Regions from separate parts of the Homo sapiens genome. Here region 2 is linked to region 1. A link is a loop called in an ENCODE intact Hi-C map of the cell type or tissue named here. Cell type or tissue: tibial artery. All regions are shown on one strand.

What was found. Hi-C counts contacts between places; a loop is a spot of excess contacts. Peaks named below come from ENCODE experiments on the same cell type or tissue, not always from the same donor. Only the 100,000 strongest peaks of a DNase experiment are listed, where the experiment ranks them.
Region 2: a loop joins it to region 1, with 27 times the contacts of the local background. A loop is called at or near these places in 1 of 110 quality-filtered maps.

Annotation. Positions count from the first base shown.
Region 1 is chr10:78,627,920-78,632,919 of GRCh38, reverse strand. It overlaps LOC105378379 (a long non-coding RNA gene), which reads left to right. Exons shown (of 5, transcript XR_946100.2): 5 at 1-400. Among named protein-coding and RNA genes, the nearest start is that of LINC00595, 360 kb to the right of the region's middle. In tibial artery, no CTCF peak of the experiment used is centred here; no DNase peak of the experiment used is centred here.
Region 2 is chr10:78,732,595-78,737,594 of GRCh38, reverse strand. All of the region lies in intron 1 of LOC105378379 (a long non-coding RNA gene), which reads left to right. Among named protein-coding and RNA genes, the nearest start is that of ZMIZ1-AS1, 330 kb to the left of the region's middle. RefSeq lists an enhancer at 4,532-5,000. In tibial artery, no CTCF peak of the experiment used is centred here; DNase peaks (open chromatin) are centred at 44 and 2,094.

The DNA of each region.
Region 1 (5,000 bases):
TGGCCACCATCAGGGAGCTGAAGTCTTTAGTGACTTGAGGAGGGAGTCATGGACACCTGCGTGAAGACCACAGCTCCATCACTTCTTCTCAAACAAGCTCAGTTTGGTATAGAAACATATAAATGGAGCTGAAGAGAGGCCCTTCAATATTCGCTTCATCCAGGGAGTCAGGAGACATACGAGTGGAAGTGAGGTGGCGGGTACCAGCAGATTTGGCCTTTTCTGAAAGAACTGTGCAGGCATGGGAAAGAGTCCTAGCAGATGCAATAATAAATTAATAAAGAGGAGGAAATGGGACCGCATTTAATTTATTTCATTGCATAAGCATGGGGGTCTCCCATGAATCAGATGAATCAGAGAATTGCAGGGGGAGCTCCAAGGGGACAGACACTAACTTCTCATGAGTCCAGGTGGGCAGGGATGTCAACTGGACTTCATCTGATGTAGAAAAAGATACAGATGAATCATCTTGTGTTCTCAGTGTCATGGTCGCTTTCACAATCCCTTTTCATGGTCTCTGGAAAAGAGGCTGCAACAGCCAAAGGATAGAAGGAGAACCCATGGAGGTGAAGCCTGGGCAGAGGGAGGCCCAGAGCTGCCTCCCAAGCTGAGGCAAGAAGAGGCCCAGGGACTTCATGGAAGAAGGCCCCCTCCCTGAGACGCAGGTCCTGCACTTGCATGACCCCCAGAGTGAATGTTGATTTAATGTTTGCACCCTCAGATGGGACCTCCCTTGCACCATCCAAGTCCTTGGACAGAACCCACTCATGACAGGAAGTATGATCAAGTGCAGAAGGGGCTGGCCTAGGGCTCAAACACATCCAGGTTCAATTATCAACTCTGATTCCTCACAGCTGTGTGGTGCTGTAAGCCTCAGTCTTCTCTGAGCCTCAGTTTTCTCTCAGGTAAGTGAGGAATCATAACACCCACGTCACACTCAGTGCACAGGTGCCAAAGAGCCTAATGAAAATGCTCAAAGAATGTTGGTTTCCCTTTTCTTGAAGTCTTTATCCGCACTGATTAGTAACAAGAGGTTCCTGATAGCCCCAGCCCCACACCTGGATTCCTGAGCGGGACCCAGGCTCACAGAGCCCTGCACCATCCTCAGTATCCCCTAGCCTACTGTTCCAGGCCTAGCCGGCCCACCTTCCATCTCATGCCAAAGGGTTAGCTAGCAGGAGATGAGAGAAACTTCTCAAAGGGAGGAAACCTCTCTCTTCTGAGCAGCCTTTTCCTGCTAAATCCGTCCCCACCCTGTTGGGCTGGACACAGTTATTTACTGGGAGATTGCTTTGAGCACATCTGGAGGGATCACTTAGGGTGATGTTGTTTGTTTGTGAGGCTGATACTGTTACTGAGCAATGGGTCCTCCAGGAGCCTGGGTGCTTCCCTGAGCTGCTTGCTCGGGGCCCAACTCTCACATGAGGGGGCACACATCATTCAAATGCACACACTTGCCCCTCTGCGGGCCATGCACTGGGCTTCCAGAATAATTGCTTATACCCAGTCACTTCGCCCAAATGTTTATACAGCTGGGGAGGATGAGAGTGTTGGCGAATAAGATCAGAAACCACAGTTATTGTGAGAATCACTTGGGGAAATAGATGAGAAAGTCTCTTTAAAAAGCCAAATGCTGAGAATGCGGGGTGTGTTGAAGCCGCTCACCCCACCCCAGCCTCTAGTCAGAGAGGCCCTTGGTCTGGGAGACACCTTTTCCCAAACCCATGCCTGACTCCACCCCACCAAGAATGGGCCGCCCCTGTTTGTGCTCCCCACGTCCTCCCTCACTCCTGCCATCTGTGTCACAGTCTGCTGCCAGCTTTTCTTTCTGAACTACCGCCCCTGATAGAGCTCAAACCCCACTAGGGCCCACGGGCCTGTGTCTGATTCATTTCCCTACTCTGGGTGTTAAACATGTGGCCTAAAACTGAGTGAATTCAGTAATTGTTGATTTTTTTAAAAATAGGTAATTTTTTTAAAATAAAAGAGAAAGAGTCCCAACTGAAATACTGGAATAGAATGTCGGGCACTCCCAGTATAGCCCAGCTGGCTTTGTGCTAGCATCACTGGGGCAACTAGAAGCCTGGGAAGGCTCACAGGGTCCCTGTGGGCTTGGTCTTTGGCTTCTGTGAAAGTGGTTCAGTTCCCCCACCATCCATCCACCCAGCCTACGGCTACTACTCTTTTTCCATCTGTGTACTTCTAGTTTCCAAACACTGGTCTTTCCTTGGCCTTTAAACAAACACCCCCTCTCACAAGGCCCATGTGCATGTAGCCCACTCTGCTAATGTGTTTGGGGTGCAAGATGTGCCAACAGCCTCAGATACTGGAGAGACATCTTTGCCGCTGGCATTTCCCCATCGCTAACCTCTTTGGGGTGCAAGGTGTGTCGACAGCCTCAGATACAGGGAAGATGCTCCTTGCTGGTGGGGCATGCCCTGTTGCTAACGTCTTTAGAATGCAAGGCTTGTCGACAGCCTCAGATACCGGGGAGCCGTTCACCCCACCCCAGCCTCTAGTGCTGGTGGCATTTGCCCAGCTCAGCCTAGGGTCCCTGCTCCTCCTCTCTTCTGCCTCAAAGTCTCCACCTGCATGTTCCCCCACATCACCTGCACTCACCTTCCTGATAGTCCTCCTCCTGTAAACTAAAAAGCCTTCTTTAGGGGCTAGAAAATTATACTATCTTTCTCAGAAACATAAAAAAAAAAAAAAATTAAATCCCCTGGGGAGAAGTTCTTCAGTTTTAAGAAACACTGCACCGTTTCCTCCTTGGTGAAGGCAGAGAAAGGGAAGAATGTTTCCAGCACTTTCCGGCACATCTGTAGCCATCACCACGAAAAAAGAGACACTAAGTACGTTTTCCAGTCAGTTGCTCCGCACGAAATTTTCAATCCACCCTCTTCACGCTACTGTCCATCGGAGCCACGCCAAGCTGTGGAAGTTGGACTTTGGATAGTGGTCAGCTGGGGAACGGCCCAGGTCTCACCTTATTGGGCCAGGGATTCCAGACTCAATGTGTCACATAATGACAATCCTTTCAGATGGGCACCCATCGTCAAAACTTTTAGTAGAACTTTCTAGGCTTATCATTCTAAAATATTTGTGTTATGATAATGGCTCTCTTGGCTAAAACTTGAGTAAGTGTGATTTCTTGGGAAGAAGTGGAGAAAAAGTAGCCGAGTATATCTGGTGGCACCAACAGAAACTGCAGCTACACTGAGTCTGGTTAGCTCATAAGAAAAGGGAGTGCATGTCTCCTATCCTGGACATGTGGGAAGTCAGTCAGCTGTACTACTCCTGCTCCTGGGCCCGATGACAGAGCAGGTGGCTCTCCCTGGGCCAGAAGAAGCTGTCCTGCAATTCTACCTGGGTGGCAGGCCCCCTCAGTTGGCTTGTGTGGTCTCCTGCAGGGTGGGTGAGATTGGGGTGCACTCTGGCCCTCTTCCTCATACCATGTATGTCAAGGAGAAGGAAACTGGGAAGTAAGTACATGCGTTTAACTTGAACCTTGGGTGTGACTGCTTTTTATTTTTGGCTCAGCCCAAAGAGAAAGAACCAGAGAAAATAGTGTAGCCACGTTTCGAACTTGGTGACAGCACAACACTTGGCCAACAGTTGAAAGCTGCAGGGGTGCAGGTGCTGAAAGAGGGCCTGGCAGAGCCAGGCCAGGCCAGCAAGCAGAAGGCAGGAGGGGCAGGAGGGTCCGCGGCACTCAGAGCCAGGGAGAGCAGAGGCGGAGGCAGAGGAAGGGGAAGCGGGGGAGAAAGGCCTGGCTTCTGCATGGCTTCTGTGGGTTCTGTAGAAAGTGCAGATCCTGTCCCCAGGGCTTCACCTCTAATGGAGAGAAAGAGCCCATGGACAGATAGTGAGGCCAGGACCCCATGCCGTAGTGGACAGAAAACAGGTCGGACATCAGGGCACTGGTCTCTGCTCCTTGGCTGATGCATCCTGGAGTCTTGGGAGAGTCTCCTCGCTTCTCTCAGCCTCAGTTTCTCCATCTCTATGTACTCTTAGTGACCTTTAGGGGTCCTTCTTGCTGCCTCAGACTGTAGTTCTGGAAAGGAAGGAAGTCAGAGTGGGAAAGCGAGTTAAGAGAGGGAAGTGGGGAGACTCGCATGGCCACACAGAGCCTCCTTCTCTGACCTCAGTGTGAGTTTGGCAGCCAACAGGGAAGGCCCCTGCGTGGGTCCCATCACCCAGTGTTCCAACAGAGCCCTGAGTTCACAGAGCTGGGAATGCCAGAGATGAGTGGTCAGACAGAAGTATGAGGAGCAGTCTGGCAGACAGACGGCCCTCACAGGTGAGCAACTCAAGAAAAGACGGCCATTCCCAGCAGCCCCAGCTCCAGGCTTCCACTGAGAGACCTCAAGCCTGGCTGATCACTTGGGGAAAGGGGTCCTCTGCCTGTTCTTGGCTCACCTGTATGCAACAGTCCCTTTCTAGGGAACCATTAGGGAATTCAACACCCCCATCTCCTCAGCAGAGGAGCTCACAGCCTGCAGAGCCATGAGGATTGGAGCCAGGGTCCTCCATGAGGGCCAGGTCAGCCTCCCATCCCACATCCAGCCTACAGAGGTGGAGCCAGCCCACATCCTAATGGGGCTGGAGGACGCAGGCCTGCTGAAAGCAGGAAACAACAAACCCATTGCAAAGAAGAGCCCACATCTGCTCCTTTGGCGCAAGAAGCTCAGCCTTCTAACAGGGTCCCCTCCTCAGCAATGTCCCAGGTTAGCAATGAGGGCATGGCATGTGGATGTGTCACAGGGGCACTGGGGACATTGTCTTGTTGGTTAAGATGTTGTCTTCCTCTCCCTTCAACCTGAAATGCATGTCTCCTTTTTTCAAATAATTATGTCCTATTTACCCTTTAGATCGATCATGCTGTACCTCCTCCAAGAAACCTCCCCAGGCTACACTAGTTCACACAAGTGTCTCTGGCATTTATCAGACTCCTGTTATAAAATCTTGCACTTAACTTTTCTTCCATCATCTCATACCTG
Region 2 (5,000 bases), 100 kb before region 1:
CCTCCTCTCCATGATGGACTCCTTGGTGGTTGGGGGTGCAGCCCAGGAGTGACAGCAAGGGCTGCAGAGTCAGTAGCTTCTGGGCTGAGATCTGCCTTTCACTAGCTGTGTGGCCCTGACACATTCCTCAAAAGTGCTAAACTGTTTCCTCATCTGTAAAGCAGAGATAACAGTTCTCTTCTCACAAGACTGTTCAGAGGATTCAGTGAAACAATGGTTCATGGCATGTATTACAGTGCCTGGCATGTAATCAATACTTTTTCTCAATAATACGTGATATTACTGTTATCACCCTATTGAACTCACCGTTCCACTCAGTGATGATGACTGTGTATGAAGCAGCTGCCTTGTGCCACACCATATGTCCTCCCATATGTCCACTCCTGCCACTCTCTCCCTGGGCAGGCCCATCTCCCCTGCTTGCCTCATGGCTAGGCTCTTGGAGCCGGAAGCCCAGCTGCCCTGGAGGATCTTCCCAGTGCACTCAGAAGACTGAGGTCAGTGCCCCTCTTGGCAAGCCCATTCTTCTTCCTTGAAATGCCTCCACCTCATGGATGTTGCTTTCTATGGGCTGGGGTGGGGGTCCATGGAAGTCAAGACAGTGCCCTTGTTTGACTCTGTCTCCCCAGTAGTATCTGGTGCTTAGTAAATACTTGCTGATTGGATGGATGGATGGATGGATAAATGGGTGGTTAGATAAATTGAAGAGCTGTCCACAAACAGTGAGGCAAGTGCTGGAATAAATGAATGTACAAAATGCCATCAGAGGAAGTGGGAGTTCTAACTAGTTCAAGCAAGGGAGAAGGGGAGGGAGAGGACATTTGTGCTGAATGTTGATGGGTGGGTGTGAATTTCCAGGGTTGGCAATTACCTGCAAAGCGTCCTACCATGAGTGGGATGATCTGTTTTGTTTTACTTACACCAAGAGCTGGATACTTTCATAGATCTTGCATGTTAAAGCCTCCTTCCATGAGGTGAGGAGGAGAAGGGGGTCCCAGTGTCCCTGCTTGAGAGTCTAAGCAATAGTTCTGGCACATGCAGGGCCTTTACCTTTAGATAAACAGTCATGAAACTTCATCATGAAGGGGATGAAGGCTGGTCTCAGCGGCATTGAGGAGGAGGGAAAAAATGCGAAAATGCCACCATATCCTAGTGTTACAAACGCTGACCTCCAAGCCTCTCCCAATGACCAGGTGAACACAGTAGCTTACTCTTCCACTTCAGGTGTGCAAGCTAGGGCTGGGAGTGGTTGAGCCATTTCTCCTGGTTGGTGATGGAGCAGCATCTGGAACCTCAGAAAAGGAAAGGCTGTTGGGAACAAAGAGCTTAGGCAAGGAGACCTCAGTGAGACCTCCTACTTCCCTCACCTTGGAAGTCAAATTTTGGTGCTAATATGTACTCAGCTGTGCATAGGGAGAAAGTTGGCAGGCTCCGTGGGGGCAGACCCTGGCTCAAGCTGCCCACTATATCAGAGGCTGTTATTTGTCTCCTAATACTGTTTCTCCTTTGTTTCCTTGCTAATACAACCCTAATTGTTATCTGCCCGCCCAAATGAAAGATCACATTTCACAGCTTCCTTTGATGCTTGACTAAGTTCTTGTCAACGACATGCAAATGGAAGTGACCACCTCTAGTACCTTCTTTAAAAGACACTGGACTCATACCCTTTGCTCCCTCTTCAGCTCTCCTTCCCTCCTGCAACCTGGTATTCAGGCATGATGGCTGGTGCTGTAGCAGCCATATGGGACCGTGGGACCTTGAGGTTGTCTTAGGAGTAGCGGCCATGCATGGTGAAATGAAAAGATTGAAAGAGCCTTGATGGAAGGAAACCCCCTGTAAGATCTCCAGACTTCCTATATTCCAGCTGTAATACAAGAAAGAAATAAACTATCTATGAAGGGGCCATTAGTTACATGTCTGATACTTGGCTAATCAGCACACTGCCATCGCTACAGGAGGAGAGATGGCCACAGGAGAGGCACACGCAAGTTCAGGCCAGACCCGAGGATGCAGAAAACAGGATGCTTGAGAAAGAAGTGACCAATCCCAAGGGGCCACAGCCTCTTTCAGCCTGCAGCAAGAGGTACAAGAGAGAGGCCAGGTAGAGATGTGGCTTTTTTTATCATGGTGAGCCTGCTCACCTGGACCACACCCAAGTCAGCATCTTGGATGTGCACCAGTCTTATTTGCAGGTCCACCCTGAGCAAGTTGTGGGAGAAGGGCAAAGATGGGCTTAGCATGGAAAGGAGCAGAGCCAGTATAAGAGGAGCTTAACTCTAGGCTGACTCCCAACAGGTCTCACAGAGGTTCCTGAGTAGACAAGCTTTCCGTTAGCATGAACCTCGAGGCCTGGGGAGCCCTATGGCTAGACCACTGGACCACAGGGATTACAGGAACCAGTGTCAATGTAGTAACAAAAAGTAGCCTGTGTGGTCTGACTTGGAGCCATTTCTGGGAATGCATGGAAGTCTGAGAGATGATGTCGCTATGGTGGGATGTTCAGGATATTTGGGTGGCTTATGGGCAATGAAGACAGGCCATAGGATCATGGATTTGTTGATAAGAACTGGGGCTCTGGGACTGTGAATATGAGGGCCAGCGAGTGCTGGCCCCGTGGCTGCCAGGACCACCCCCCCACCCTGCTGCCGTGGAGGTGAGTGGTGCAGGTGGCTGGGGCAGGGGTTTGCAGGCTCATCTCAGAGTCCGGTCACACCAGGAACAGCCACAGAGTGGGGTGCAGGTACTCACTCCCAAGATGGGTTCTCCAGGAACCCATCATATTTTCCCCCCTATGTAATAAGAATTAGCAGAAGAAAAATTTCAGGGCACTTGCAGGAGAAATGGCAGGGCTCATGCAGCTTCCTTGTCAGCTGAGGGCATGACCTTAACCCCACTGACCCCTTTTCACTTTGCCTGGTCTAATACTCTACAGTACCCACCCCAGGCTCTGGTTGGTTGTCTTTGCCTTGCTGTAAATGTCAAAAATGTCAGCTTCACAAAAAGTCAATTGGAGGTTTTTTTGTTCCTCGAGCTGGAAGTCTGCACTGGGATCTAGCCTTCTGGCTCTGGGTTTTCTATTTCTGAAGGCCCCATGGTGGAATTTCCACTCAAGTTCTGTTTCCAAAAATTCAAAATGTCCTGTTCCACTCAATGTTTTGGTGTCCCAGACCTCTCTCCCACCTGCCACCTACACAGTACCAGCATAGAAATCTTGCGTTCATTAACCCACCCCTCGTGTTGGTTCATTAAGAGAGGTTAACTCATTAACAGAGGACGTACCCTGCCGTGACCACCACCAGTATTGTGAAAGCATCAAGTCCCACAATGTGGGGTGCCATCTCCTCTGGCCAGTAAGCTACCTCCTGCCTCCTCCTCTTCTCTTTCCCCTGGTCTGTAGCTTTCATCATCACCCAGTTCTCAGCCAGTGGAAGAGGAGATAGACAGGAAGGGGAGCTTGGGTGCCAATGCATTCCCCAGAGCAGGGTTTGTCAGCCTCAGCATGATTGGCATTGGGGGCTGGATAATTCTTGGCCATGGGGGCTGTCCTGTGCATGGTAAGATGTTGAGCAGCATCCCTGGCCTCTACCCACTAGATGCCAGCAGCACTCTCCTCCCCTAGTTGTGACCAAAAATGTCTCCAGAGTTTGTTAACCATTCCCTGAAGGCAAAATTGCCCTGAGTGGAGGAGCTCTTACCCAGGAAAGGAGCACAGAGTGAGAGGAGAGAGGCACAAAACTCTCTGTCCCTCTGTGGCTGAGTGAGACAGTGCAGTTGCAGGGCTGAGAGCAGCCTATCTCCACCACTTATTAGCAGCGTGTCTACAAGCAGGTGATCTCATCTACCTGTGCCTCAGTTTCCTCATCTAGATATGAGGAAGACACTAGTAGCCCCTTAGCTAGCTTCCATGAGGATTGTAGTACTTTAAATGGTGCATGGCGCTTAGTTAGTGCTGTATAAGGCAGACACAGATGCATGTCTTGTATGGGGAGGCTGTGACTTTTTATGATTATTTCCATGGTTCCCCTTTGCTTCCACAATAATATCCACGGCGTGCACTCAAGGTCCTCAAGACCTAGTCATGCCCTTTTCTCCAGTGTTACCTCTCACCACGGCCCCCCACACCTGGGTGAACCGTGCACAGGTCACAGGAGACACAGTGTTGTCTGTCACAGCTATGGCTTTGCTCTTGGTGTCTGACCCTTGGCTGGGATTGGGAAGCCCTGGGCATCCTCCTTCTTCACTTAGCCCACCCCTACACAGGCTTCAGGAGTCACTTCCTCCAGGAATTCTTCCTGACAACCTTAAGATGGGGTTAATTGCCTGTCTTAGCTTGTTCCACTTTCCCCTTCCCACCCCAGCCCCACAACTAGATCCTAGGTCAATGGCTTTCATGCAGGTATTTTATTTTGGGAAGTGATCCCACGGTGGGCAGACTGAAAAAAGTGAAACAGAAAGAAGAGGAGAAGAAGCCAGTCCAAGAATGTATTGTCCAACCAGTTACAGCTGCGAGCAACTGGGGACGCTCTGAAGAACCTTCTGGAATGTGCCTGAGAATTTTTACATCCTAGATAACAAACATGGGAACATTTCTCCAGCTGTTCCTTCAGGCCCCTTCATTGGCCCATGGCTGCCAAGGGGATGGCTTTTTTTTTTTTTTTTTGTTAGATAAGAGTCTTGCTTTGTTGCCCAGGCTGGAGTGCAGTGGTGTGATCTCGGCTCACTGCAACCTCTGCCTCCCGGGTTCAAGCGATTCTCCTGCCTCAGCCTCCCAAGTAGCTGGGATTACAGGTGCCCTCCCCCACTCCCAGCTAATTTTTGTATTTTTAGTAGAGACGGCGTTTCACCATGTTGGTCAGGCTGGTCTCGAACTCCTGACCTCAGGTGTTCCACCCACCCCAGCCTCCCAAAATGTTGGGATTACAGGCGTGAGCCACTGCAACTGGCTGCCCGGGGATGTTGACCTTTCAGATGTGCCAGCATGGCTGAGTGGGCTCCTTTGG